4 separate regions of the Homo sapiens genome follow, and regions 1, 2 and 3 are each linked to region 4. The links are chromatin contacts, found by Hi-C or POLR2A ChIA-PET in ENCODE. All regions are on one chromosome and are shown on one strand. The core of a region is the stretch at or near the end of the contact, and the rest is flanking DNA. Distances in the headings are between cores, read along the strand shown. Region 1 holds the start of CENPA (centromere protein A). Region 2 holds the start of SF3B6 (splicing factor 3b subunit 6). Region 3 holds the start of OST4 (oligosaccharyltransferase complex subunit 4, non-catalytic). Region 4 has its middle 20 kb from the start of DNMT3A.

Region 1 (7,018 bases), core at 74-2,573, 1.4 Mb after region 4:
GAGCCACCACGCTCGGCAAGATGGAGTTTCGCCATGTTGGCCAGGTTGGACTCGAACTCGAACTCAGTGGTTCCGAACAACTTGGCCTCCCAAAGCGCTGGGATTACAGGCATGAACCACCGCACCCCAGCCCAGCATTTGTCCCTTGGTGGACTGCTTTATTTCACTTAGCATAACGTCCTCAAGGTTCATCTATGTTGCAGCAGGTGTCAGAATTCCCTTCCTTTTAAAGGCTGAATAACATTGTGGTATACACCCCATTTTGTTTATCCGTTCATCTGTTGGTGTGTATTCAGGCTGTTTCTGCCTTCGGGCTGTTGTGAAGAATGCCGCTATCAACATGGGTGTGAGAATATCTGTTCAAGTCCCTGGCTATATTTAAATTCTTTTGGATATTTAGCCAGAAGTGGAATTACTGGATCATCTGGTAATTCTATTTTTGATTTTTTGAGGAACCACCAATACTATTTTTCACAGCAGCCGCAGCATTTTACACTCCCACCAGCAATGCACAAGGGTTCCATGAAATCACTAATTTTATAACATTTTTCCTGATTACATGTTCACTGTAGAACATTTAGAAAATGCAAGAAATAAAATTTAGAAAATTAAAATTCCCCTTATTCTACATACCGGGACATGACTTGAATTTTTATTATCCCCAACAAAGGGAAGAGAGCATTTTTTTGGGACGATTGCGTTGCTATAGTGCCGAGGCCTGCCCTGCCCGGACCTTATTCTCAAAGCCCCGCCGATCCCGCCGTCCCCGCGACCCCAAGCGTCAGCAAAGTTTATGCAGTTGAACTGGATTCTGAGTATATCTGTGGATAGTTCCTGGGAGAGTCGCAGATACGACACGGGGTTGTCACATTCTCTATGGGTCTGTTTCCTCATCTTTAAAAGCCATCTCTGCGTTGCTAAGGCAAAGCATAAAATGTTTGAGGAAAGCGACTTTTCTAGAAAGCACGTTCTACAAACACACCATCCACGTTCCAAACTGAGCTTCGGTGTTTTGACTGGAGGGCACCTGAGGACGTCAGTACGGTCCCGCAAAGACCAGCAACCAGATTGGCAAGCAGGGGGCAGGAGAATTTCCCGCCCCATCTCTTTAGTTGTCTATTGGTTGATTTTACCATCAGTCTCCCCTGTCCTCCTATCATCGCCGCTATATTTGTGTCTCGGTGCATACTCTCATTGGCCCTACCTGCAGTCGCTCTACGTAAGGGGCGTTCCAGAGTCAGCCACTGGGAGTCGCTGGATTCGGGTTTTAAAAAACGCCGGCCGTGAAGTGGGCGGAGCGAGCGATTTGAACGCGAGCGGCGCGGACTTCTGCCAAGCACCGGCTCATGTGAGGCTCGCGGCACAGCGTTCTCTGGGCTCCCCAGAAGCCAGCCTTTCGCTCCCGGACCCGGCAGCCCGAGCAGGAGCCGTGGGACCGGGCGCCAGCACCCTCTGCGGCGTGTCATGGGCCCGCGCCGCCGGAGCCGAAAGCCCGAGGCCCCGAGGAGGCGCAGCCCGAGCCCGACCCCGACCCCCGGCCCCTCCCGGCGGGGCCCCTCCTTAGGTAACCGGCCGCGGCCCCATCTCGAAGAGGAGAAAACCGAGGCTCGCAGGCGGAGCCCGGATCTCCCGAGTCCCGATCCCGTGGCACTTCCCTGTTGGGGGACAACGCGGTTCCGCCGTCCGGCATCCGCTCCGGGCACGGGCGGTGCCAGCCCTGCGAGGGGCTGGAGCAGGCGGTTCCGAAAGCGGGAAGGGACCGGCTTAGCCACTTGGCTCCTAACGCCGTCTTCTTGTTAGGACTAGTGGTTACCCAGCGCCCACCGCCCACCGCCAACCAGGCATTGCCTCCCACTGTTCGTGCGTTATCTCAGCTTCATATTGTGCCCATTTTACAGCTAATGAGAAAGCCGAGGCACAGGCCAGAGAGCTTGAGCAGAGTCACACAACTTGGTGTTCTGGCGGACACGGGATTTCCAATCCTCTGTGTTTGTGCATTTTTAAATTGCAAAAGTATTGACTGCTTTCGGTGACGATTTCAAACAGGAGTCCTCTTAGGAGGTGTCTTTCAGGGGTTTTTTTTCCCTTCCGGGAGAGGCTGTTAGGCCTTGAACCGAGGCCCTCTGCGCTGCTCACTCTGTTGCCTTCCAGAGCTTGTGTCCGGGAAAAGGGGCCGAAGTCTGTGTCTTAATTGTCTATGGTGGGCTGGTGGATGGGAGACCCAACGGCAGGAGGAGGCAGATGCCTGTATGGTACATGGTGGCAACAGCTGCTTTACTTATCTCTTAACTCTTGCTACGTAGCTATGAGGAAGATGGGAAGTGTATTGTAGTTTATTTGTTTCATTGCTTTTTGTAGAGACTGGGTCTCCCTGTGTTACCCAGGCTGGTCTCAAACTCCTGGCCTCAAGTGATCCTCCTGCCTGGGCCTCCCAAAGTGCTGGGATTGCAGGCATGAGCCACTGTGCCTACAGGCTTTTTTGGGTTTTTTGTTTTGTTTTGGAGACGGAGTCAGGCTTTGTCGCCCAGGCTGGAGTGCAGTGGCGCGATCTCCGCTCACGGCAAGCTCCGCCTCCTGGGTTCACGCCCTTCTCCTGCCTCAGCCTCCCGAGTAGCTGGGACTACAGGCGCCTACCACCACGCCCGGCTAATTTTTTGTATTTTTGGTAGAGACAGGGTTTCACCGTGTTAGCCAGGATGGTCTTGATCTCCTGACCTCGTGATCCGCCCACCTCGGTCTCCCAAAGTGCTGGGATTACAGGCGTGAGCCACCGCGCCCGGCCGGCTTTTTGGTTTTTTGTTGTTTTTTTTTTGAGACCCATCGCCCAGGTTGGAGTGCAGTGATGCCACGAGGGTTCACTGCAGCCTCAACTTCCCAGGCTCAGGTGCTTCTCCCAGCTCAGCCTCCCGAGTAGCTGGGACTACAGGCATATGCCACCATGCCGGCTAATTTTTTGTATTTTTAGTAGAGGTGGGATTTTGCCATGTTGCCTAGGCTGGAGTAGGTTGTTTCTAGATGTTGCTGTTGCGAATGGGATTTTTTTTCTTTCCCAAAACACGAGGATTTAACCTTTGCTTCCAGCCAACTTGCTGAATTCTCGTTCACCCTAGTCGTTTTTAGTTGCTCCAGTTGGAATTTTTAAGTAGACTATTATGTCATCTGCAAATAACTTTTGAATCTTCCGTTTTCATTTCTACACATTTTATTTATTATTGTATGGTACTAGTAAGGCCCTGAGACTCACTAAGAGTGGTGTTTTGGTCATCTTTGTCTTGTTTGTAATTTTAACAGGAATATTAAGTATGATGTTTGCTGTTGCTTTCCAAGGTAGAAGCATCCTTCTACTCCTGGTTAAATGGAAGGTTTATCTCAAATGGGCAGTCAACACTTCTTGGCAGTCCTACCACCTTTGTCTGGTATTCTTTCTTCAATTTTCGAGACAGAGTCTCACTCTTGTCATCCAGGCTGTAGTGCAGTGGTGCTATCTTGGTTCATTGCAGCCTTGACCTCCTGGGCTCATGCAGTCCTCCTGCTTCACCCTCCTGAATAGCTAGGATGACAGACCTGCACCACCATGCTTGACTATTTTTAAACCTTTTTTGTAGAGACAAATTGTTTTGTCTCTACAGAACAAAAAAAAAACAGCCATCGTGCCTGGCCTTTGTCTGGAATTCTTGCTTTTCCATTCTCCCCATGACTATTTCATACCTTTTTCTCCCTCCTCGACTTCCTACAGCTCCATTCCCCCCACTCACTCTTAGCCAATAATGGCCTTGACTAGGTGTCCCCCTTCCTATCAAAGCCCTTCCTTCTACATGGGGTCTTGGTCATATCCTTCTTTCACCTACAGAGGAGCTTTCTACCTGTGCTTAGATAAATCCAGACACTTCACACTGGCATCGGCACATATGCTCTAGTATTTATGATGTTTTGTTTTGTTTTGTTTTTGTTTTTGTTTTTGAGACGGAGTTTCCCTCTTGTTGCCCAGGCTGGAGAGCAACGGCGTGATCTCGGCTTACCGCAACCTCTACCTCCCGGGTTCAAGCGATTCTCCTGCCTCAGCCTCCCGAGTAGCTAGGATTACAGGCATGCACCACCGCATCCGGCTAATTTTGTGTTTTTAGTAGAGACGGGGTTTCACCATGTTGGTCAGGCTGGTCTCCAACTGCCAACCTCAAGTGATCCGCCCACCTTGGCCTCCCAGAGTGCTGGGATTACAGGCCTGAGCCGCTGCGCCTGGCCGTATTTACGATCTTAAGAGAAAGGGCAGGAGTGTTTCCTTGACCCCACATTCTCACTTCCCTATACCTCCCATTTCCCTCTACTTCCCTTCATAGCTGTCCTTTTAAAATAGCCAGACTTGTTAGGTCCACATACATTGCATCTGATTCCTCCCTTCCTAGTGACCCTACAACCCACTCCAATCTGACTCCCCACAACCACTACCCCCACTTCTAATCTGCTTGAACTACTCCTGTCAGGGTCACTAGCACCTTTTGTAGTGCCAAATCCAGTAGGTGGGTCTGTGTTCTTACTGTGTCTCAGAAGCATTTGACGCAGTGGGCCTCTTTCTCCTTGAAGCGTTCTGTTCCCTTGGCTTCCATGCCACTGTGCACTCTGGCAGTTCTGCTTGGTGTTCTCTACTGCCTGTGCTGCCTCCCTCGGCTCCTTGATGTTGGACTTCCTTGACATCCTTTTCCTTTCTACCCCCTCCCTAGGTGGTCTCATCTCCTCCGTGGCTCTAAATCCCACTCATACATTGACAGCTCTCAAATATCTGTATACCTGGATCTCTCCTCTGACCCCAGATACCTATATCTAACTGCCTTTCTACCTGAAGGCTCTTGGTTATGTTAAACTTAACACACCCAAAACTGAACTTCTGGTTACTCCCCTCCAGCCCCTTCATCCTCAGCTTCCCCATTTCAGTAAATGGCACAACTACCCACCCAGTTGTTCAAACCACAAGCCTGGGAGACCCCCGTCTCCAATACAAATGCAGGTCCAGATAATTCTACTTCCAAACTGCATCCTTAATCACTCCATTTTCACCATCTCTGCTCCCACTAGCCTAGTCCAAGCTACCAGCAGCTCTCGAGCAACTGTGAGAGCCTCCTAATCAGCTGCCACTCCACTTCCACTCTGTCCCTTTCTACTTCTTTCCTTACACAGCAGCTGGAATGACCTTCCACATCTCTATCCTGCATAAAACTCTTCCCTGGCTTCTTATTACAGTAGGATTAAATTCCATCTCCTCATGTTGGCATTTCAAGACCCAGCTACTAAATTTTTGATCCCAGTTCTTTTCCATGATCTCTCTAATTGGTTACTTTTCATAACCACTTGTTCTTGGGTCATGGATTTCATATCTCTGTTACCTCTCTGAGTTCATTAACCATTTTTCTCTCAAAGTTTCTATTTCTTTTCTCTATTAACTCAATTTCCTCTGGTATTGGCTATTTTGTTTGTTGAGTTTGGTTCCTTTCTTTCATGGTATTGGCCTTCTTAAATTGTTGGGTGATCTTTAGTTGTGTTCATCTTCAAATTTTCTGTGAATGCTATGTCTTGTTTATTTTTTTATTTTATTTTATTTATTTATATATTTTTGTTTGAGACACAGTCTCATTCTTGTTGCCCAGGCTAGAGTACAGTGGTGCGAGCTTGGCTCACTGCAACCTCCATCTCCTGGGTTCAAGCAATTCTCCTGCCTCAGCCTCCCAAGTAGCTGGGATTACAGGTGCCTGCCACCATGCCCGGCTAATTTTTGTATTTTTAGTAGAGATGGGTTTCTCCATGTTCATCAGGCTGGTCTCGAACTCCTGACCTCAGGTGATTGACCCACCTTGGCCTCCCAAAGTGCTGGGATTACAGGCGTGAGCCACCGCACCCAGCCCTATGTCTGTTTATTAAAGACTGCCTCCAGTGACTGGATTGCCAACTGGTGGTGGGGAGGGAGGGAGGTGTCAGTAGTTTTTCTCCTGGGCATGGGTCTTCCCAGTTTTAAATGTTATCAGTCTTCTGGACACTGCCCTGTTTCATTGGCCTGTGTTCTCTAGCCTCACCCAGGGATGGTCTCCTCTGCTGGCTGCCTGGCACAGGCCATCTCTGGATTGTCTCACCTACCCTACTTGCTCTTGCAGCTCTTCTAACACTTCGTGATTAGTTTATTGTATTAAATGCCTTCTATCGAACTTGGTGTAGAGTCTCTTTGCTTGGCTGGATCCTGAATAACATTTCTGAAACAATTTTATCCGTCAACATGTTATTTTTGTATTTTGTTTGTTCAACTTATCAGATGTTCACTCATCTTGATCCTTGGTTGTAATTATGGAGCAACTGTGCTGTTTTTTCTTTAACTTTATTTTCACTAACTTATTTTCTAATATTTCTTTTGTTCTATCTTGTTTTGGTTTACTTTAATAACTCTGTAATACTTAATTTGACTGCTTGGCTCAGATACCTTTTAGTGTTCTTGTTTTCTAATAGGAACACTTTAAGGCTATGCATTTTCCTCTAGTACTATTTTGGCTGTATCTCATAAGTTTTGGGATATGGGCTTTTTATTGTTATTCATTTCCAAATAGTCTAATTTCAATTAAGTTTCCTCTTCAACACAGGTTAGTTAGAAGAAACTGGTTTTTGATTCATGAGTTTTTAATTTCCAATTAGAGAATTTGGCTTTTTTGATTCCTACTTTTGGGAATGTTTTTAAAATTATTTTCTTTTTTGTTCTTGTTGGAACCAGGATTTGAGCCAAAGGCTCTGTCTCCACAGCCCAGGTGCCTGACACTGACACTGAGTTAGGCCACACCTTACACAGGTCTCAGCTTGGCCACTAATGAGGGCTGGCCAACCATCTTCACCTCGCTGGGCCTCAGGATGATCAAGACAAGGGAATTGTACTAGTCTCTCAGATTCTTTCCAGCTGTAAAAAACAAACCAACAAAAAATCTAAAACCAAAATAACTGAGCTTCCAATCTAGGTGGGAAAGATCTAAGACTTGTACAAAGTCCTGCA
Region 2 (6,590 bases), core at 1,149-3,648, 1.3 Mb before region 4:
TCATCTCTCTGATCTCAATCTGCTAGTCTCAAGGCTCTTGGTAAGGGTTGTCGCACTGCACACAGCACAGGGTGGCCTCATCGTCAGCTATAATTCTGAAATTACAGATTATGCTATCATTTTCTTTAAATGACTCAGTAAGACTCACACTCTGATTTGACGAATAGGTCCATATTTCCCAAATATATCATACATTTCTTCAGCTGTGATTTTGTATGGCAAATTTCTTATATACAATATCCGATTTACTTCAGGTGGAAGTCGAATCTAAAATGAGAAATACGTATTGTTATTATAATTAGGGGCATTCTAAAAAATTATAATTTAAATGCCCCTATAATTAGGGGCATTTTAAAAAATTCTTAATGATACGTAATAATAAAAAGCCAAGAATAAGAGGTATAATTTGATGTTTCTGAAAATGGGCAGATCTTTGAAAAAGCAACAGAGGCTGGGTGCAGTGGCTGGTCCCTATAATCCCAGCACTTTGGGAGGCAAAGTGGGAGGATCACTTGAGCCCAGGAGTTTGAGACCAGCCTGGACAACATAGTGAGACCCCCATCTCTACAAAAATTTTAAAAAATTAGCCAGGCATGGTGGTGGGTGTAGGCCTTTGCAAACCTTACCACCATCACTCCTGCTAACACCTGAGTTGGGCTGTACCCTCTTCCCTGCCCATCCCAGGAGATGACCCTGATTCTTGTTTCTTGGAGAAAATAGACATGACCAATTGAAATACTTTTCATCTATATCCAACTACTTTCCCTCTATTACTACGCCAACCTTCATCTACTCAAAACCTTCACTTCTAAACTCAACCTATCTTTCTTCCATATCATGTTTCGCACACTCTGCTGGATTGCTCCCATTGGCATAAAGATACACCTATATCACACATCTTTTAAAAAGTCAACTATCTGGCCGGGTGCGGTGGCTCATGCCTGTAATCCCAGCGTTTTGGGAGGCCAAGGCAGGTGGATCACTTGAGGTCAGGAGTTTGAGACCAGCCTGGCCAACACGGAGAAACCCTGTCTCTACTAAAAATACAAAAATTAGCCGGGCATGGTGGTGGGCACCTGTAATCCCAGCTACTCAAGAGGCTGAGGCAGGAGAATTGCTTGAACTCAGGAGACAGAGGTTGCAGTGAGCCAAGACTGTGCCACTGCACTCCAGCCTGGGTGACAGAGTGAGAGTCCATCTCAAAAAAAAAAGTCAACTATCATCCAATTTCCCTACTTCCTATTTAAATGAGAACTCATGGACAGAGTGTCTTTGCTGTTTCCATTTTCTCAACTTCCACCATCTTTTCACCCCACTGCAATCAAGTTTTCATCCACTGAAATGATTCCTATCATCAAGGTCACCAAAAGTCTCCATTTACATATACAATGGTCAATTGCTTGTCTTTTCTTTCTTTCTTTCTTTCTTTCTGTTTTTTTTTTTTTTTTTGAGTCAGGGTCTTGCTCTGTCTCCTGGGCTGAAGTGCTGCGCAGTGGCACAATCATGGCTCAAGGCAGCCTTGAATTCCTGGGCTCAAGCAATCCTCCCACCTCAGCCTCCAAAAGTGCGGGGATTACAGGCATGAGCCACCTCACTCGGCCTAACTTCATCTTACACCTCTAAGCGTTTTACTGTTGACTAATCTCTTTTTTGAGTTTTTTTTTTTTAAAAGTTTCCGTAACACTGTACTCTCAAACACTAGAATGTAAGCAGAAGGACTTGTTTTATTCACTGCTGTATTCCCAATACGTAAGACTAGTGTCTGGCACATAGTAGCTATTCAATAAATATAATTGATGAATTATGTCCCACATGGCAAGCAGAATACATAGTAGGTGCTCAAAAAATATTGTTTTAATTAATGTGTTAATGAAGGATCCGAAAAGCACCATGATCTGAGGGGAATCCCAGGTCCTAGTTGTTGGTGAACCATTAAGTTAGTTGAGGACTCTTCTGAGATATCGACTTTAAGTCAAGGAGATAATCCTAACGCCAGGTCCTTAGGTGCGGGTCAAGCAAAGAGGCTATAGGGGTAACACTATCACTGACACTAGGGTAGAGACTGAGGAACTCTCAAAAGGGGTGGGGACAGAAATGTGGCTCAAGGAGCATATCTCTGAGGATGGGGCCGGATAGTGTCTTCGCTGACAGGATAGGAATTCTGGAGTTCTCCGCTCTGGGGACGGAGGAGGAGCAAGAATGCTCCGATCCACGCCGCTAAGAAAGTCAAACCCGAAGTTCTCCCACCCTCCGCAGAACACCCGATACTCACGTTCGCCCTCTTGGCCGCTTGCATCGCCATCTTGGCGGGCTGATGAAGTTACCGTAGCAGATACTGAAATTCCTCCGGAGCTCGCTCGGCTTCGGGGGTTACACCGCGTTAGATGCAGGACATCAACATCCAGGACCCGCCGGAAGCTGTTACAGCGGAATAGCGCCGTCTTACGCTGAGACGCGCTGACGTAGCAGCCCCCTTCGAATAGACTCCGGGGTAAAACCGAGCCTGAGCGAGACTCGAGGCCGGAAGATGGAAAGGCGAGAGTCCAAGACACTTCCGGGCTCTGTACCGTAAAGGGCGGGGCGTAGCCTCCAAAAGGCGAGATGTTCCGGTCGGGGAGGCCCTGAGCAGAGGAACCCGGGTGGAGAGGGCGGGGCCTGAGGAGGGCGGAGAGCTGGGGCGGGTCTCAGGTGAGTAACTGGGGAGCGGAGGAGGCGGGGCTTGAGCAGGGTTATGACAGGTAGGGCGGGACCCAGGTGAGTAGCGGGAGGGGGCGGGGCCTGAGGAGGGTGCGGAGAGCTGGGGTGGGGCCCAAGTGAGTATCCGGGAGGGAGCCGGGCCTGAGCAAGGCGGTGAGCTGGGGCGGGACCCAAGTGAGTAATGGAAGGGGCGGGGCCTGAGGAGGGTGGTGGCGGTGGGGCGGGGCCCAGATGTGTAGCGGGAGGTGGTGGGGCCTGAGGAGGGTGGCGAGAGGTGGGGTGGGGCCCAGGTGAGTAGCGGGCGAAGGCGGGGCCTGAGGAGGACTGAGCTGGGGCGGGACCCAGGTGAGTAGCGGAAGGGATCGGGGCCTGAGGAGGGTGGTGGAGGTGCGGCGGGGCCCAGAAGTGTAGCAGGAGGTGGTTGGGGCTGAGGAAAGTGGTGGAGGTGGGGCGGGGCTCAGATGTGTAGCGGGAGGTGGTGGGGCCTGAGGAGGGCGGCGAGAGGTGGGGTGGGGCCCAGGTGAGTAGCGGGCAGGGCTGGGGCCTGCTGTGGTGCCCACTGGTTGCGGGGCGCGCGGGCAGGTGCCGGAGGTGGTGGGCCTGGGCCTCTAGCTGTGCGCAAGGCGGAATATGTGGGGTTCTGGCGGCTTGTGTCACGGCTGACGCTGTAACTATACCCAGAATCTCCGTCCCTGGAGGGGCCCTCAGGTTGAGCGTCAGCTGATCGGGCCTCAGTAATCCCCGCTGCGACGCCCGTCCGGACTCCCACCTCAACCCCGCCGCGGCGGCCCCAGTCCGCGTGCCACCCTTCCAGTTCACTCTTTATTTCCTCATATCAGCTTTAAACGGCTCTGGAGGAAGCACCGGGTTTCTTGGCCTGTCTATTGTGAATCTTCTCCAGGTTTGCTCTGGAAAGGCCTGGGGTGGCCGCGTCCTGTCCTGCCCCATCCTCCTTCACTGGGGCAGTTCCAGGACGATCTTGCCTATGTTCTTGTTGGCCTCCATGTACTTATGGGCCTCCTGGATTTCGGTCACTGGGTAGATTCTGTCCAGAACCGGCAGCAGACGTTGGGGGCCCTCCGTGGAGAAGTGAGGCAGAATTTGCTCCGTGAAAGCATTCACCAGCATTTGCTTGTACTAAGACAAGGGAAAGGAGATCATCAGCCTGGGGAGAGAGCCTCACCCTGCCCTCCTCATCCTCCTCAGCCTTCTTGCTCTCTCTGAAGCCACGTATCTGAAAAAGCACACAGGGACACTTAACCCCTCACTTCCTAGCATGTGTGTGAAATACCCTTGAAGGAGTCATGTGCCATCTCAGAATATGTCCGATAGGTATATTGTTAATTTTGAGGTGAAAGCATTGGAGAAATTGTAGTTTCAGAAAAGGCTAGCTGACCTGTCTCTTCTTGCATGTAGCAAGTCATAAAGATTCCTCTGAGAGGGGTACCCTCCCCATACTAGGGCAAAAAGCCCTTATCACCAGAGACTGGAAACGGGGCTGCAATGGAACTGAATAAATACACTTAAGGAAGTAACCCTTATCTTCCACTAGTTTTACACCCCCCACCCCCATATATCTCCTAGTGACTTCCCTAGAAATTTACTATCCCTAGCCAGATTTTGTCTTATTTCTTCTCAAATTTATTGTTCTTTGTCTAAAAATTACAAAAGCATCTTACTTTGGCCGAATCACTTGAGCCTGGGAGTTTGAGATCAGCCTGGGCAACATGGTGAAAACCTGTCTCTATAAAAAATACAAGCCAGGCATGGTGGTATGCCTTCAGTCTTAGCTACCCAGGAGGCTGATTGTGCCATTGCACTCCAGCCTGGGTGACAGAGTAAGACCCTGTCTCCATAAAAAAAAAAAAAAAAAAAAAAAGTACATGCTTTTCTCCTGTCAATCTGCTGGTATCAATTTGGTTTCTAGAGCCAGCTGAAGAGACCACATAGGAGCTAAAGGGGGGTTACAGGTGATCTCTGGCTCCCTTGTACCTCCAAATGTGTAACTTCTGTTCTGTACCAGATAAAGACTGAAGCCTGGAGTAAAATGTTAGTGTCACTGACAGCCTAAGAATTGTTTTTAAATAAAGTGTCTTTACCCAGGAGGCAGCCACAGATAGGACTCATATAGGCTTAGTGAAAAAAGGATGCTTAAGCTCTCCTGTCCCTCAGCTGGTGCAAAACCCTATGGTGGAAACATTCCCAAAGGTGGTACCTGCTAGACTGCCAGATGGAATATTTCAGGAGCATATAATCTTTTTTTTTTTGAGATGAGGTTTTGCTATGTTGCTCAGGCTGGGGTACAGTGGCTATGCACAGGTGCAATCATAGCTCACTGCAGCCTTGAAACTCCTGGACTCAAGCAATCCTCTGCCTCAGCCTTCCAAGTAGCTGGGACTACAAGCAAGTGCCACTGTGCCCGGCATGGAACCTATAATCTGTTGAAGGCCAAGGCTTACTTATTTTTTTACTCACCTAAGAGACTTTCTAGCACACTGAGATGAATTCTGCCTTTGAAAACAAAGTCTTGGAACTACTCGAAATACTTCCTAATATAGTCAGTGCTTTCTTCATTCTGTTAGAATGTTCAGATAACCTGTGAAGTATCAGCTACACTTCTTTTCATGATACTGAAGCTTCTATCAACCAATCTGAATCAGTTCTCTGAAATCGGGTTCCCTCTTTATCTTCAGAGGGGGAGGTTTCTTCATAGAAACTAACCTCCGTAATCTAAGGTAGAGCTTCCTTTCTCGGGGTAATGTAAATGAACCACACTTTTCTGGGTTAAATCACATGTTTTCTTTTCATTCATCACTCACCTTATTGTCCCTAGACCTCAGCAAACTGGTGATCAGACTTCCTCGCTTAAAAAGTAGCTTTGAAAACAGGGGCCCATTGATGTCACCTCCTCCCATCAGACCATAGAGAACCCATCGACCATCAAGAGCCAGGCAGTTGACGTTCTTCTCCCAGTAGGATCCGCCTATGCAGTCTAGAATAAGATTAACTCCAGCACCTTCCATAGGAAACAGATTTGTGATGCTAGTCAGCTTGGTGCTAAATAAGATACCATGGTATATTTGGGGATTATGGATATAAATACAGATGCAAGTGGTAAATCTATAGGTTGGAATTAGAAACACTGCTTGAAGAACTGTTGTAAATGGAGTTTAGATAGCAGAACTCTATGATAGCATGTATGAAGTTCACCATTTATGAGGCCTAGCTACAGCAAGAGGGAAATGGGGCACCATGACCTAGCGTCTCCTGTCATGCCAAAATAAGTACAGTCCCACTGACACCCAGGCACGATTGAGAACAGAATACAGGAGGCCCAACCTAGGCTAGTTGTTCACATAGAAGTTAGGAAGTGTCCGCACTAGGTTATTGGAATCATAGGCTTTCTAGCTTTGGTTTCATCTCTCCTTTTCTACTCACATAAAAAATGGAGGCCAGGCATGGTGGCTCATGCCTGTAATCCCAGTACTTTGGGAGGCTGAGGCAGGTGGATCACCTGAGGTCAGGAGTTCGAGACCAGCCTGGCCAACATAGTGAAAGCCCGTCTCTACTAAAAATACAAAAATTAGCTGGGCGTGGTGGTGCGCCTGTGATCTCAGCTACTCAGGAGGCTAAGGCTGGAGAATCACTTGAACCTGGGAGGCGGAGGTTGCAGCGAGCCGAGATCAAGCCACTGCACGCCATCCTCAGTGACAGAGTGAGACTCCATCTCAAAAAAAAAAAAGAAAGAGAAACGGAAAGGGATGAGCCAAAAATAGACACGTCTGGCTTTGGAATACAGAGGTGTGCACATCTACTTACTCATTTAGGGTGCTACCACCCAACCCTACCATGGCTGGCTCCAAACTGGTCTCTGCCTCCAAGCCTCCTGTTAA
Region 3 (6,967 bases), core at 35-2,534, 1.7 Mb after region 4:
CCTTGGAATGCCAGCCACGCTGTCCAAGGCATTACAGAGTATCACCTTGAGACAGAACAAAACAGGGACCTGCCACCCCTTCCCTCCCTCCGCAGCACAAGATTTTGGGACCACAAAAAAAAGTCTATATTTTTATATTGGGGGGAGGGAGTAGAAAAGCAAGCCCCTATACTGGGCCCTATTCAGTGGCAGCTTCTTGTTCCATAGGATTAAGGAAGACTCTGAGGAAATAAAAGTTGTTTGGAAAAATCCAGGTGTAGTTGCTTTGTATGTTGTGATGGGTAGAAGGGATGAAGTGAAGTGTGAAGGCCCCTCATACCCTCCATCTTGCCTCAGACTATGTCCTGGAACCCTAGAAAAGAGGGGGAAAGACCTGAGGTAAGGAAAATGCTGCAGCTTTCCTCTGGGGAATCCTTCAGGAAGTAACGCCCATCCATGTTCCCTTTATACTTGTGACCCACACTTAAGGCTGGCTCCAAAGCCCCCCCTTCCTTCTCTATAGTTTGGGTCAGCAGCCAACCCCTGGCCTCAGAACATGGAAACAGAATTCTACATCTGTCACCCCCCTCACCAAAAAAAATCTGCCCAAATAAGGCCTAAACAACCTGGGGAAAATGAGGGCTATTTAAGAGCCCAAATCCTCATACTTGGATGGTTCCCTCGGTACCTTCGTTCCTACCGGTGTCAGTGCCTCCTTACAACTATACTCCCAACTTGGGCATCTACCTACTGGAGACTGTGAGGGTTAGGCAACCCACTCCCATTCTAGCAGGGAACAGGTTACGGGGAGAGGACAGCGCGCTCTCTCTCTACTCTGTGCAGACAAAGGGGCCCAGTTCTGGACTGTATCATGCTTGGCCCGACACTTTCTGATTGTAAGTTTCGAACCCTGCTAGCCCTGGCGCGGCCTCGCCACTCAGCTCTGGGGACTGGGCGCTACAGCCCCGGGCCGTTACCTGGGGCGGAGAAAGCGCCACTTTCATTCCTGCTTCTTGGGATTGTTGACGGCCACGTAGTGATAGAGAACGACAAGCAAGAAGAGCGACACGCCCAGCATGTTGGCGAAGATGGCGAGCTGCACGTCCGTGATCATCCTGCGGAGAAGAGAGGGGCTGAGCTGCGGGCTGGCGCACTCCTCGCCCTCGCAAGAACCCGTCCTCGCCCCACGGGCCAGCCACGGCCACGGCCACGGCGGGGCTGGCCCGTGGGACGGCCCCTGCGTGCCTCTGACCTGACCAGTCCGGCTCGGCTCCGACGCCACCAGCGAACAAGCCCGAAGTCAGAGACCTGGACCGGAACTTCGTAGCGCCAGCTCAGGCCCGAACAAGCCGCTTCCGGCGGGGGGCGCGGTCGGGACGGCCTCTCTAGCCCCGCCGTCTCGTCGGCTCCGCGCGGCGCGTTACGGCCGCGGCTGGGGCGGGGCCTCGGGCGCGGCTGCGGTGGGAGGTCCAGCCGTAGGGGGTGGGGCGGGGCTGCGGACGCGCGCCTGGGCCCGGCACCGCACAGCTGGCTGCAGCTGGCGTGGCTCGGGACGCGGCTAGCGAAGCCGTGGTGGCCGCCTCCCCGGAGCCGAGGAGTGGGCTGGGGCGAGGGTGCAGCGGCGGGGCCGGCGGGATACTCCAACCCCCTTCCGGCCCCGGCCCTCAGTACTGCTGCCCACCCTTCGCTTCCCGGCCCGGCCCAACCAGGTGCTTCCTTTGGGTCCTGCCCTCAGTGCCCTCTCCCTGGCCCGGACGGCGGGGACAGGGGTAGGAGGCGTTGTAGAATGGGGACAGGGCTGGTGCTGCCGGGTGCTCCTTTCTCCGGCGCCATCCTTTGTGACCCACATGCAACCAAGTAGAACCATCCTGCCTTTTGTGATCTGACCAGGTTCTGTCTTAGCCGGGCTCCCTCCCTCCACCCTACCCCCCGGAGGTGGGCGTCGGAAATAGGGCGGACCCTCCCGGAATCAAAACCCAAACCGTGGGACTTCGGCCAAGTGGGAAATCACCCCCCGGATGTGGGGGAGGGAGAAGGGGAGGAATGGAGAAGAGGAGGAAGGGCTGGGACAAGCAAGAGGGGTCCTGGGTTCAGGACAGATTAGGTCGCCGAAGAGAACGAAGAGCGGTGGCTGCGGGTAGCCGAGGGTCTCTGGCGAGGGGAGAGGCACCCTGGAACTCTCCAAGCCTCTGCCCAAGCCAGAGCTTTCTCCCCCCTCACTCCATGCTTTCTCTCAGCTTCACCATAAAAGGGAACGGCACTGAGCCAGGCCGGGGCCGGGGGCTGGGCTGTTGCTCTGGAGCTGTCAGGGGTAATGGAAGCCAGTTGCTTTGCGGTAGAGGGGGGCCAGGGCTCAGGGGAGGCCTCTGCTTCTCGGAGCCAAAGAAAACTCTACAGGAGATGCTATGGGCTTGGGACAGGGGACCAGTTTCCCGCCTGTGTGCACTGAGCTGGGGATGCACTATCCCAAAGTAGCCTTCCCGGGCCTGGGACCATCAACAGCTTGTCACCCAAGGGCTTCAGCCCCGTGGCTTCTAAACATAATCCCTGCCTTTAGTAGTCTGTAGTTCCCGTGGCCTCCCCGCACCTCACCACCAGCCCCCACTCAATATTTCCCAGAAGCTTGATATTTAGAAAGCCGAGTCCCCTCCACACAACACTGGTGAAACCCCAGACAGGTACTCCCTTATGCATCCCTCAGTAAGCGGTCTGTTTCCAGCTCCTCTCTGGGAGAGTAAGGGTCTAGGTCTTAAGGATTACACGTCATTATGCTTCATGTCTCCTGGAAATTTGAAGCAGATCCAAGTCCAACCAAACACTTAGGTCTACTGTTGAATCAGAACTAGCCCTCCCTTTTAAAAATAAGCTCTACCTTTAGGCCAGCCCTGGAAGTTAAACTTTCTAGACTGAAAATGACAGGAAAGCAAGCCTTGAAAGTGCTTAAAACCAATTGACCCAGGTGCATAGTATCCTAGACTATCAGAGCCGAAAGGGGCCTTCAAAATCATCTTATGAAGAAAGAAACTGGCCAGGCATGGTGGCTCATACCTGTAATCCTGACATTTTGGGAAGCCAAGGCGGGAGGATCACCTGAGGTCAGGAGTTCGAGACCAGCCTGGCCAATATAGTGAAACCCCATCTCTACTAAAAATACAAAACTTAGCTGGTGGTGCATGCCTGTAATCCCAGCTACTCAGGAGGCTGAGGCAGGAGACTTGCATGAACCCAGGAGGCGGAGGTTGCAGTGAGCCAAGATTGTACCATTGCACTCCAGCCTGGGCAACAGAGAGAGACCCTGTCTCAGGGAAAAAAAAAAAAAAAAAAAAAAGGAAGGAAACTGAGGCCCAGAAGGTAAAATTTCACCAAGTTTCTAGAAACTGGTGAAAGAGCAGTGTCACCTCTTCCTCCTACCTCCACTCCATGTTCCAGGTCAAACTGTGGACTCAGTAGGTTGTCCTAGGGTTAGGCACAAGAAGGAAAGGATTTATTTTAGGACCACCCAGAAATTCATTCACCTCACAGAACTTCCTGTGCCTAGGTCAGTGGGTCTTTATCAGCTTTGGATGGGTCATTTGGCCCAGTGCCTGGAAGAACTGAAACAAAAAACAGTCTATGAGACTGAACTAGACTTAACTAAGAACTGACAAATCTCGAACCAAGCTTGGATAAAAAAACTACGTGGGAAGTGAGACAGGCACAGCCTCATCCTGGGGGGATTTGGGAGGATGTGGAGGGAAATGACTGGGGGGCACTTGTGGAGCTCAATCTCTGTGATTAGTGTGACATTTTCAAGGAAAGGACATGAGGCCAGGATTAGGCTCAGGAGTGAGAAAGCAACAAGACCTGGGAGAAGGGGAACTGGGTTCAGGGAGGTCGGCTACTAAAGTATTAAACCTGGAGGAAGAGCTGAAAGGAAAAGTAAAGTGCATCTCTTTGGAGAAAAGTGGGCTTTTGCTCAAGACTCCCCACAAACTTGAAGTCCCATGTGGATTGGCATGACCCAAGGCCCAAATCACTTTTTTTTTTTTTTTTTTGAGATGAGTCTCACTCTATCACCCAGTCTGGAGTGCAGTGATGCGATCTCAGCTCATTGTAACCTCTGCCTCTCAGGTTCAAGTGATTCTCCTGCCTCAGCCTCCTGGGTAGCTGGGATTACAGGAGTGTGCCACCACACCCGGGTAATTTTTGTATTTTTAGTAGAAACAGGATTTCACCATGCTGGCCAGGCTGGTCTCCAACTCCTGACCTCAAGTGATCCGCCTGCCTCGGCCTCCAAAAGTGCTGGGATTACAGGCGTGAGCCACTGTGCCAGGCCCCAAATCATATTATTCCCCCTTTTTCCCTCCCAATATTCAGTCCTCTGACAGAGAGGCTAGACATAAAATGCTCCTTATTGCTGGTGCCCACGGCTGTCCTGACCCTGGTCATGAACTCTTGCTCAGTCAGTGAAGCTGAATGAATGAGTTCATTGCCATGTAGGGCCAATTGGCACTAGATGCTTGGAAATTACCCACCTTGGAGAGGTTGTAAAATAGATCATGTCCTAGTGCCACCAGCAACTTAGCTTTCTGGGGGGTCAGGAACTCTTACCAATTGCTTTGGAAATTTATGGCTGCCTGCCAGTACCACCACCAGCATGTCACTGCCACCATCACCACTACCACTGCACTCTAACTTTAGGCTCCATTGCACCCTGCTTGCCCACTCAAGCCAGCAAGGGGAAGCATCCTCCCTGGTGAACTCAGAGCCACTGATATGTTTGTGATTTCACAAACATTCATGACAGCTCCTAGGTCTCGTCTCCTAATTACATAAAGGCAAATGAAATGCAACCTACTGCAACTATATTTCAAAGCCAACATTTTTCACTGGATACACTTAAATTATACAATAGATTTTTGAATTTCAGAGGGTAGGAGAGGGAATGGGTAACAATTGGGCAGTGACAAGATGGCTGGGGTGACTTTTCAGGTTGCCAGAGGCTTCCTAAGGGTGAAGAGAGGGAGAAGAGCAGAGAGAGAAAACCCATAGCAGCAGCTGGGGCAATCTGGAGGGGAAGTGGGTTGGCTTCCTGCCAGGGCCAGAGCCAGAGCCTAGAGACCAGGGACAAAGCTGCAACCTTCCACCGAAAACTTCTTTGAAATCGGGATCTCCTGTGAACATTTCCTTCAAATCTCCCTGTGTGCTGATCCCCAGGGCTCTAAGGGGCAACTACAAATTTCCATTTCTGTTTGTTCCAGCATTTACTTTCACCAACCACCACCCCCCTTTTTTTTTTCTGAATCAGTCTCACTCTGTTGCACAGGCTAGAGTGCAGTGGCGTGATCTTGGCTCACTGCAGCCTCCGCCTCCTGGGCTCAAGTGATTTTCGTGCCTCAGCCTCCTGAGTAGCTGGGATTACAGGCACACACCACCACACTGGCTAATTCTTGTATTTTTAGTAGAGACAGGCTTTCGCCATGTTGGCCAGGATGGTCTCGAACTCTTGACCTTATGGGATCCACCCACCACGGCCTCCCAAAGTGCTGGGATTACAGGCATGAGCCATCGTGCCTGGCCTAATTTTTGTATTTTTAGTAGAGATGGGGTTTCACCATTTGGCCGGGCTGGTCTCAAACTCCTGACCTCAAGTGCTCTTCCCACCTCAGCCACCCAAAGTGCTAGGATTACAGGCGTGAGGCACCACACCCCGCCTGACCCTGTCTTTTCACAAACATTTCTCTTAGCCATCAAGGTCACATTCTGGGTCATAGGACATCAGAGGCAAGATGGTTCAGAGTTACATTGATGATTTGATGGCATTCATTCTCATGGCTTCCACCTATTGCCCTGCACATGTTGGAAGAATCAGTGGCCCACCATTGCTAACAATCCTAGACACTGGTTTCCACTAGGATGTGTTACTCTCATCTTAAATTCAGTATCTTCAAACTACGATCACTTTTCTTTCCTCCAAACCTGCTCTCTTCCCGACTTCCCCATCCTGGCTCAAATGCTGGAATCTTCCCTCGTGTCTCCCTTCATCTGGTCCCTCATTACTCAGGCAGTCACCAAGCCTCATTACTCAGGCAGTCACAAAGTTCCCTGCCTATCCATGGTCACTGTCACCACCAGAGCCCAAGTCTGCATCACTTTGCAATGTAGAATTTGGAAGGGACTTTAGATGACACATAGACTCCCAGTGGTGTCATGGGATTTGCTGGGTCATAGTGACAGGAGGAGCTGGGGCTACATTGCCTGTGTTCTGACACCGTATTCAGCGCTCTCACCCACAATACCTTCTTTCGTGTATGTGTATATGCTTCTACTCAAAAACTTGCAATACAACCTCATAACCAGTCATTTGAGCCTCTCCCTAATTTGTCCACAATCTACCTCTCTGAATTTCGGTCCCATTTTTTCCTGACACAAAAAAAAGAGCTAACATTGATTGAGCATTTACCATTTGCCAGACACTGTTCTAGAATGCTTTACATGCACTGACTTACTTAATCCTCACAAAGTGGGATGGAGAGTCCTGTTATTCCTGTGTTACAGCTGAGGAGACTGAGGCAGACCGCTCTTCCTGAGCCTGAAATCTCTCTCCTTGCCTTGTCTCTGTTCTTGACTCCTGCCCCCCACCCCCGCCCCCACCCCAATGCTGTTCAGCTTTTGTCTTTTCCAGCCTCTCCTCTGACTGTCTCCAGCAGCCAGCTGTCTTTTCCCTCCTCCTAGCTGGAACACACATCATCCCTCTGTCCTGCCCCTTGGCACTTTTTCTGTCCTGGCTTGTGACGGTTCTCTGTTTGGGGGCTTGTGTCCCATTCTCCAACAACCTCAGTTGCTCCTTAGTGGACAGCGTCTGGGTCTTACCTATGCCTTTGCTACCTGGGCACCTCCGCAGTGCCTGGCACACAGCATTCTCCTGTCTCCTTTCTGTCTAGTGCTTCTGTTTCTTTCTCCCAAGCATCCCACCAGCTGGAGACCCTGGTCAAGAGCTGCGGGTCAG
Region 4 (6,946 bases), core at 2,831-5,330:
TGTCCCAGAGTGGCACTGGGTAAAGGGCAGGGGCTTCGCATTGGGAGCTGTGGATTCTCGTGCCAGCTTGCCCACTCGCCAGATGTTGTGCTCTTGTTGATCATGCCTGGCTTGCGGGGTTGTTGGGAGAATTAAATGAGAGGGTGCTGAGTGCCTGGTACTGAGCCCACACATAGCGAGTACTCCACAGCCTTAGCTGACATGAACTGCCTGCCTTCCCTGCTTCTCTCCATTCCTCATTTCACAGAAGACAGGGGAAATTCCCCTTTCAGACAGAGCTCTCATGAGATCCTAGTCACAAACCCGGAGGCAGACAGGCCAGCCCTTGTTTTTTTGTTTTTTTGTTTTTTTTTTTTAGATGGAGTCTCGTGCTGTTGCCCAGGCTGGAGTGCAATAGTGCAATCTCGGCTCACTAAAACCTCCGCCTCCTGGGTTCAAGCGATTCTCATGCCTCAGCCTCCCGAGTAGCTGGGATTACAGGCACGCTCCATCATGCCTGGCTGATCTTTTGTATTTTTAGTAGAGATGGGGTTTCATCATGTTGATAAGGCTGGTCTGGAACTCCTGACCTCAAGATCTGCCGGCCTCGGCCTCCCAAAGTGCTGGGATTACAGGTGTGAGCAACTGCACCTGGCCCCAGCCCTTGTTTTGTCCATTTTAAGGATGAGGCTGCTGAGGTCCCGAGGGGGCTCTGAGCAAGCCAGCGGCAGAGCCAGGGCCAGACCAGGACTCTCACCTCACCCTCTGTCCACACAGAATTTCCCAGGGGGCCCGGGGCTCTCTTGTGCTAGAGACTGGCTGAGGCCGAGGGCTTGTCACCCAGCCCACCTGCTGCCAGGCTGGGTACTGGCTCACAGCTCTGTCCCTGAGCAGATCTAACCCAGCCCTCCCCTTGCTGTCCCCTCCCTCTCACTGCGTCCCAAGCACCCGGCCTCCAGGGTCATTTGGAAAACCTGCCTGTCCCCAGACATCTTGAAATCTCTTGAGTGGAGACCTTTCCTTGCCACACTTAATGAATTTCAGGAGCTGAATGTGGGCCCCTGGGAGGTTGGGGGCTGTGAACAGTGGGGAGAGGAGTAGACAGGGACAAAGAAGTTCAGGACAGGAAGGTGCAAGAACCTGGGCTGCGGGGGCTGATTTTCCTGAGCAGAACTGGGCTAGCATGTTCGTGGGGACAAGGGAACAATGGGGGAGATGGAGGCCGGGTGTTTTGCTAAGCCAGGGCAGGAAAGCCTGACCTTCTGCACTTCTCAGGGGCCCAGCAGTGCCCTCCACACAGACCCTGGAGATATGGGCTTGGGGCTCTTGCCCAGAGAGTGGCAGGGAGGGCCCATCTTAGGTCCTAAGGTGTCTGCTGGTTCTGCCAGGTCTAACTCAGGTGCCCAAGAAGCAAGTCCTCTGAGGGCCCCAAGACCACCCATAGTGGCCCTAGAAAAGGTGGCTCCCCCATCCCCCTTGAGCCTTAAACTTGGCAGATTTCCTGGATTCCATGACTGACACAGACCTTCCTTTCCCAGCAGCCAGCCCTGAGCAGGGCCCATGGACTCGCCCTGTCCCTTCCCCTCCTTGACCAGGCAAACCATCTTGAAGTTGCTAGAGCAAGATTCTTCCTTATCCACTGGGAGAGGCCAGGGTCTGTCCTTCTCTCAGGCCACCCCCACCCCCAGCCCCCCCTTCTCTTCTCAGGTGATTTTGGTGGCATACCTCTTCCTTTCTGTCCTAAGCCCATCAACCCCCCTCCCACTTTTTTTTTTTTTTTTTTTTTTTTTGGCCACAGAAAAGAAAGAAAAAGGAAAACAGCCTAAAGGCATATTCTCCTTTGTGTAAAATTAATATATGCTATTCAAGGGCATGTAAATGTAATTTTAAAGTCAGCTTTCTTGGGCCTTTGTTAGGAGGCCGCTGTCGTGGTCAGAAATCTACATAGCATATGGCATATAGTAGGTGGTCAATAAAAAAAAACTCATCCTGCCCTCCTCTCTCCCCGCCACCTTTCCTTTCTCAAGGGTCCCGAGGGCACCTGGGCTTCCCAAAGCAGAGAGGCCTGTTGGGGGCAGATGCCCACCTGCCCTCCCGCCACCCGTGCCTGTCTGGGCTTCTCCTCCCAGAACAAACCTCTCCTGCAGGGGAGGGCAGGTGGCACCTGAGGGACTGTCCTGAGGGCTACTGAGGGACTCAAGGAAAAAACCCACCTTGAGTCAAGCAAGTCTTCCATGTCTCAGAGGGGATCCTTCCCAGGCCTCCTTTTTTTTTTTTTTTTTGAGATGGAGTCTCAGAGTCTTGCTGTGTCACCCAGGCTGGAGTACAGTGGCGTGATCTCAGCTTACTGTAACCTCCGCCTCCCGGGTTCAAGCGATTCTCCTGCCTCAGCCTCCCGAGTAGCTGGGATTACAGACTGCACCATCATACCCAGCTAATTTTTTTTTTTTTTTGAGACAGAGTCCCACTCTGTCGCCTAGGCTGGAGTGCAGTGGCATGATCTTGGCTTACTGCAACCTCCGCCTCCCGGGTTCAAGCGATTCTCTTGCCTCAGCCTGCCAAGTAGCTGGGACTACGGGCACGTGCCACCACACCCGGGTGATTTTTGTATTTTTAGTAGAGACGGGGGTCTCACCATGTTGGCCAGGCTGGCCTCAAACTCCTTATCTCAGGTGATCCGCCTGCCTTGGCCTCCAACTCTGTGCTGGAGCTACAGATATGAGCCACCGCGTCCGGCCAGGCCGCCTTTTAAATTAGGATCAAGGAGCATGGCCTGAAAAAATGATTGTTTTAGTGCCCCGACCCCACGAGGGAGTGCGGGACTGAGACCCCCATCAGGCCACTGAGCAGGGGAGCCAGGACAGCTTGGCGGTCACACCCCGGAGGTCTGGGTGCAGCGCGGGAAGGCTGGGTCCCTTCTAGGATCTCTGGGCCACTAGTCCAGCTGTGGGGACAGTGTCCGAAGCCCCTGCCCCACTGACTGGGGATCCGGAAAAAGGGTGCCACCTCCCCACCCCAGGCATCTACTTTGCTTAATGGAGGCTGAGCCCAAAGAGATGCCATTGAGCACCTAACACCACTATTGCCACTTTTCTGGCCACTTTTCCACATCAAACTCATTCTTTTGGTCAAGTGGGAATAGAAATCAGGGAAAGTTGTGGGGAAAGTCATTTCAAGTAAACAGATTCAAAAGCGCTCGACAGCCCCTCGGCGGCTCCGCTCCGAATAACCCCACCGCGGTCAGCAGGTTTCGGAGCGGAGTCCGGGTCTCCATCGGCTGCAAAAACCAGCGAAGTGGGCGGCTCCGCCAGGCCGAGGACCCAGTGCAGTCGCCGCATTTCGCTCTTCACCCTCCAGGTGGCGCTAGCGGGGGCGGAGCGCATATTTGTATTTGGGGAGGAGCTTCAGAAATGCTGACTGTTGATTGGCTGGGCTCAGTCTCGCTTTCTTTTCTCCTTCCCGGCAGGGCTAGGGAGGGGACCCAGTCCCGGTGCCTGAGCTGCGCAAGAGGAAACGTGTGTGTGGGAATGGGACAGAGGGGACGGGGTTGGCTCACTTGACACAGAAAGAACATTTGGGGCATGGCCCCTGGGTGTGTTCACTCCTCAAGGACAATCCTGATTTCCTGGTTTTTGTTTTTTTAATAAAGGCAATTTGTTAAGTGTATAATGAACTGTGTTTTCCATTTGTCATTCCTTTATAAGACACCTCATAAATTTACACACCAGGAAAATCCTTGGTGGGACCTGTTGATAATAAAGACATCGTTATTTACAAAAGAACGAAGGTGAGGACCTTCTAGACCTCCCTTTTTCATTTTCTTGGTCTCTGAATGTTGTGTTTGTGTTACCAATATAACGATCTGTGGCTGTATTTTATTTGCACATCTAACAACTGATTGTTAAGCTTCCGCTATCTGGCAGGCATTGGGTGGGGTTTCTCTGAGTCAAGAGTGAGGAAAAAAAGAGGGGGAGCTCGTGGACAGGTAGGACAGGCGGCAGCCAGGATCCAGGCTGTGCACGGGGAACATTGAAGAACGCTGCCACGGCCCCGAAGAAGAAGTGGAGCCACGGGGAGAGGAACGGGGAATTTAGAGGAAGTGGGGCCCGAGGGCAGCGGAGCAGAGCCGCTAGCTCAAAAAGCGCAGTGCTGAAGTCACACTGATGTCACTGCAGAAGCCCAGAGGAGCTAAGGAGAGGTGAGATGTTGGGGGATTCCCTAGGGCAGCTGGAGTGGGCCCCTGGCCTTTTGTCCGGTTGGTGGGGAGGAAAGCATTGGAAAGTATAACTTCCAGAATATTTCCTTCTTGCTCAGGACAGAAAGCCATCTCTGGGGCCAGGCGCGGTGGCTCACGACTGTAATTTTAGCACTTTGGGAGGCTGAGGCGGGTGGATCACGAGGTCAGGAGTTCAAGACCAGCCTGGCCAACATGCTGAAACCCCGTCTCTACTCAAAATATAAAAATTAGCCGGGCATGGTGGCAGGCGCCTGTAATCCCAGCTACTCGGGAGGCTGAGGCAGGAGAATGGCTTGAATCTGGGAGGCAGAGGTTGTGGTGAGCCGATCATACTACTGTACTCCAGCCTGGGAGACAGAGTGAGACTCCGCCGCAAAAAAAAAAAAAAAAAAAAAAAAAAAAAAAAAAAAAAAAAGAAGAAATTTTTGCTAAGTGAATAAGGGAAGCAGATGCTTCTTGATCGGTAGAGAAAGCTCCCTCTAGGAGCCTGCACAGAGCCCAGTATCTCTGGCAAAGAATAAATTGTTCGGAGAGGGCTCTCTTTAGTGTAGGGGAAAGTAGCCCCTTTGCCCCGGGAGAAAACTGTGACAAGACCTTGGCGTTTCAAGGGCTTGAAGAAACTGCTCACCCACTGAGGGGGCAAGCAAGTCACAAGTGTGTGTATACCTGGTGGTGAGAGTGAGGTCTGCGAGGTGGTCCTCCCCATCCTGTCCTGCTCCTTACCTGCCATTCCAAGACCAGCCTCCACCCCAGAAGCAGATTTTCCCATGACTTGAGGGCTACAGCCTGGGCAGAGATTTGGCTCAGGGCCCTGGACTCCACCCCTCGACCTCCTTAAGTGGCCCTTTACATGTCTGGGCAGGGGAGACAAATCAGCGCCCCAAGCCTGAGCACCCGTGCCAGGCCTGGGGAGATCCTCAGCCACCTGGCACCGGGCGTGGGGCTTGGGCCCTGGCAGTACCAGGTTCCCTTGTCCCCATCACTGTAGCCTCTCGCCTATGAGTCCAGGTAGGGTCTGGCCAGTGCGGCTCAGTGTGGCTTGACCCACAGTGCCCAGTGGATGGTGCAGACACTAGTGTCAGAGGAAGAAAGGAAAGCAACCATTATTACTCATTTGCTATGTGCTCAGCCCTGCTCCAGGTCTCTTACACATTTTAATATAATCCTTAGAACAACTAAATAGGTTGGAATTATCTTCATTTTATAGATGCAGAGAATAAGGCAGTGACCTGAGGTCACTCTAGAAAGGAGCAGCGTCAGGATTCAAATGAAGGTGTGCCTGCCCTCCAGAACCCATGCTTTTCCATTGAACCCTATAGCTGTCCAGGAAGGCATGGTCCCCAGGGATCCCAGGAACCCTCAGGTACCTCCCTGAGAAGCAGGGCCCCAGACAGGCCTCCAAGAAACAGGGAGGATGAGACAACTCCAGAGAAGAAGGCAGAACCCTCGCTGGTGAGGACCCTTGGGAGCAAAGACAGGGACAGAAGGAGGAGACTTAGCAAGGGGCCAGCAGGGTGCAGACTCGCAGAAAAAGGAAAGGGAGAAGATTCAAAAGGGCAAATTGAGGCAAGAGGTGACAGATTTAGACCAGGTCTAGGGAGATCATGGAGGAAGCCCGGGGCAGCTGGAGGCACCCCAGCAGGACTGGATGACTTAGGGACCAAGGTTGGAGCAGAGGGCAGGAGTCACACATATAAATGCTCCTGGGAGCTGGGCAGGTCACGTCAATGGGCAGGTGAGCTGAGGGTGGAGCACAGACAGAGCTGAGCAAGAGACAAGCAGGACGTGGGAGTTGGAGCGGGGTTGGGAGCCCTCAGACAATAACCAGAGGCTGGGACACAGGCGCCCAGTCTTTCCCAGGCAGCTGGGTGGGCAGCGGGCACACCAGACAATCATGGGTCCTGGACCCACACCTCAGATCCCCTCTTAGTGACTGTGCAAGCTTTCCCATCCTCGTTAGCCTCTCCAAGTTTTCTCTACAGATGGACACCCTCGGCATCGCCTTAAAACACGTATTCATTAACCACACTAAAAAGCAGTCTTTTCCCCATTCCAGGGCCAGTCTGCACAATCGTTAGGTTCTAACATAAGCTTCATTTCCAGGCCAGCACACCCTCCGGGTCACAATACATTAGTCATTTGCCATTCAGAATTGGCACCCATTGTGTGCCAGCACTGTCTTTTAGCTCCTTCTCCCATGTTTCAGGCTGGTGGGAACTGGCACCCACCGTGTGCCAGCACCCTGTCTTCTAGCTCCTGCTCCCGTGTTTCAGGTTGGTGGGAAGTTTTCAAGTTTCAAGTGTCTGGGGGAAAGTTTATACCTCATTTGGGTGTTCCCGAGCAGGAATACCCTCAGCGGTAACTGGCACAGAGTGAGCTATTGCTTCCTGTGGGCCATGGTGATTGGACTGTCTCCCACCTAGCCAGGAAGTGCCTCCAGGCAGGAGCCGACTCTTCTAGAGGCCTGAGACAGGCCTGCTCCTTTGCATAAGAACTTGTCCAGGATGCTTTAGCTTTGGGCTGGGGTGGGGTGGGTGGTGCGTCATTCAGGAAGACAGGTGGATTTTTTTAAAGCAATAAAATAGTACTATTATTTGTAAACTTTGTTCAGACACTATCCTAGCATTTCATGTGTGTTGGTTAACAGGCAGAAATTTAATTACCTGCATTATCTCTCTATATATTTAGTAAATCATTTGCGTGTTAGGTATTTGTCCACAAGCACTCATT

Evidence for each region. Hi-C counts contacts between places; a loop is a spot of excess contacts on that map. ChIA-PET counts read pairs that join two places held with the same protein, here RNA polymerase II (POLR2A). Pooled maps may share reads with other maps.
Region 1: a loop to region 4 is called in a pooled map, with 8 times the contacts of the local background. The contact joins the promoter of CENPA here to the enhancer-like site in region 4. A Hi-C loop is called at or near these places in 4 of 50 pooled maps. POLR2A ChIA-PET finds 5 or more read pairs at or near these places in 2 of 52 experiments (GM12878 and T-cell).
Region 2: a loop to region 4 is called in a pooled map, with 10 times the contacts of the local background. The contact joins the promoter of SF3B6 here to the enhancer-like site in region 4. A Hi-C loop is called at or near these places in 1 of 37 single-sample maps with no recorded cell type and 5 of 50 pooled maps. POLR2A ChIA-PET finds 5 or more read pairs at or near these places in 2 of 52 experiments (Caco-2 and HEK293).
Region 3: a pooled map shows a loop between it and region 4 (6-fold over the local background). The contact joins the promoter of OST4 here to the enhancer-like site in region 4. A Hi-C loop is called at or near these places in 4 of 50 pooled maps. POLR2A ChIA-PET finds 5 or more read pairs at or near these places in 2 of 52 experiments (HCT116 and activated T-cell).

Annotation. Positions count from the first base shown.
Region 1 is chr2:26,784,733-26,791,750 of GRCh38, forward strand. It overlaps CENPA (centromere protein A), which reads left to right and starts at 1,324. Exons shown (of 5, transcript NM_001809.4): 1 at 1,324-1,564. The coding sequence starts at 1,465. RefSeq lists enhancers at 1-494, 756-855, 1,946-1,995, 2,056-2,105 and a silencer at 1,506-1,615.
Region 2 is chr2:24,073,928-24,080,517 of GRCh38, forward strand. SF3B6 (splicing factor 3b subunit 6) reads right to left here and starts at 2,399. Exons shown (of 4, transcript NM_016047.4): 1 at 2,273-2,399; 2 at 149-267. The coding sequence starts at 2,302. It overlaps TP53I3 (tumor protein p53 inducible protein 3), which reads right to left. Exons shown (of 5, transcript NM_004881.5): 4 at 5,517-5,713; 5 at 3,506-3,834. The coding sequence ends at 3,652. It also overlaps a transcript of FAM228B not described here. RefSeq lists enhancers at 1,685-2,217, 2,218-2,749, 2,284-2,513 and a silencer at 2,624-3,273.
Region 3 is chr2:27,070,370-27,077,336 of GRCh38, forward strand. It overlaps OST4 (oligosaccharyltransferase complex subunit 4, non-catalytic), which reads right to left and starts at 1,285. Exons shown (of 3, transcript NM_001134693.2): 1 at 1,232-1,285; 2 at 957-1,094; 3 at 103-352. The coding sequence starts at 1,093. The coding sequence ends at 980. It overlaps AGBL5 (AGBL carboxypeptidase 5), which reads left to right. Exons shown (of 15, transcript NM_021831.6): 15 at 1-249. RefSeq lists enhancers at 764-1,003, 2,434-2,493 and a silencer at 1,054-1,753.
Region 4 is chr2:25,358,776-25,365,721 of GRCh38, forward strand. No RefSeq gene overlaps it. Among named protein-coding and RNA genes, the nearest start is that of DNMT3A, 20 kb to the left of the region's middle. RefSeq lists enhancers at 1-200, 3,418-3,497, 3,768-3,867, 3,918-3,967. Within about 2 kb of position 4,081, at least 29 of the 41 ENCODE cell types and tissues checked have a DNase peak (open chromatin) inside an H3K27ac peak, as active enhancers do; they include GM12878, where a contact is called at or near this core.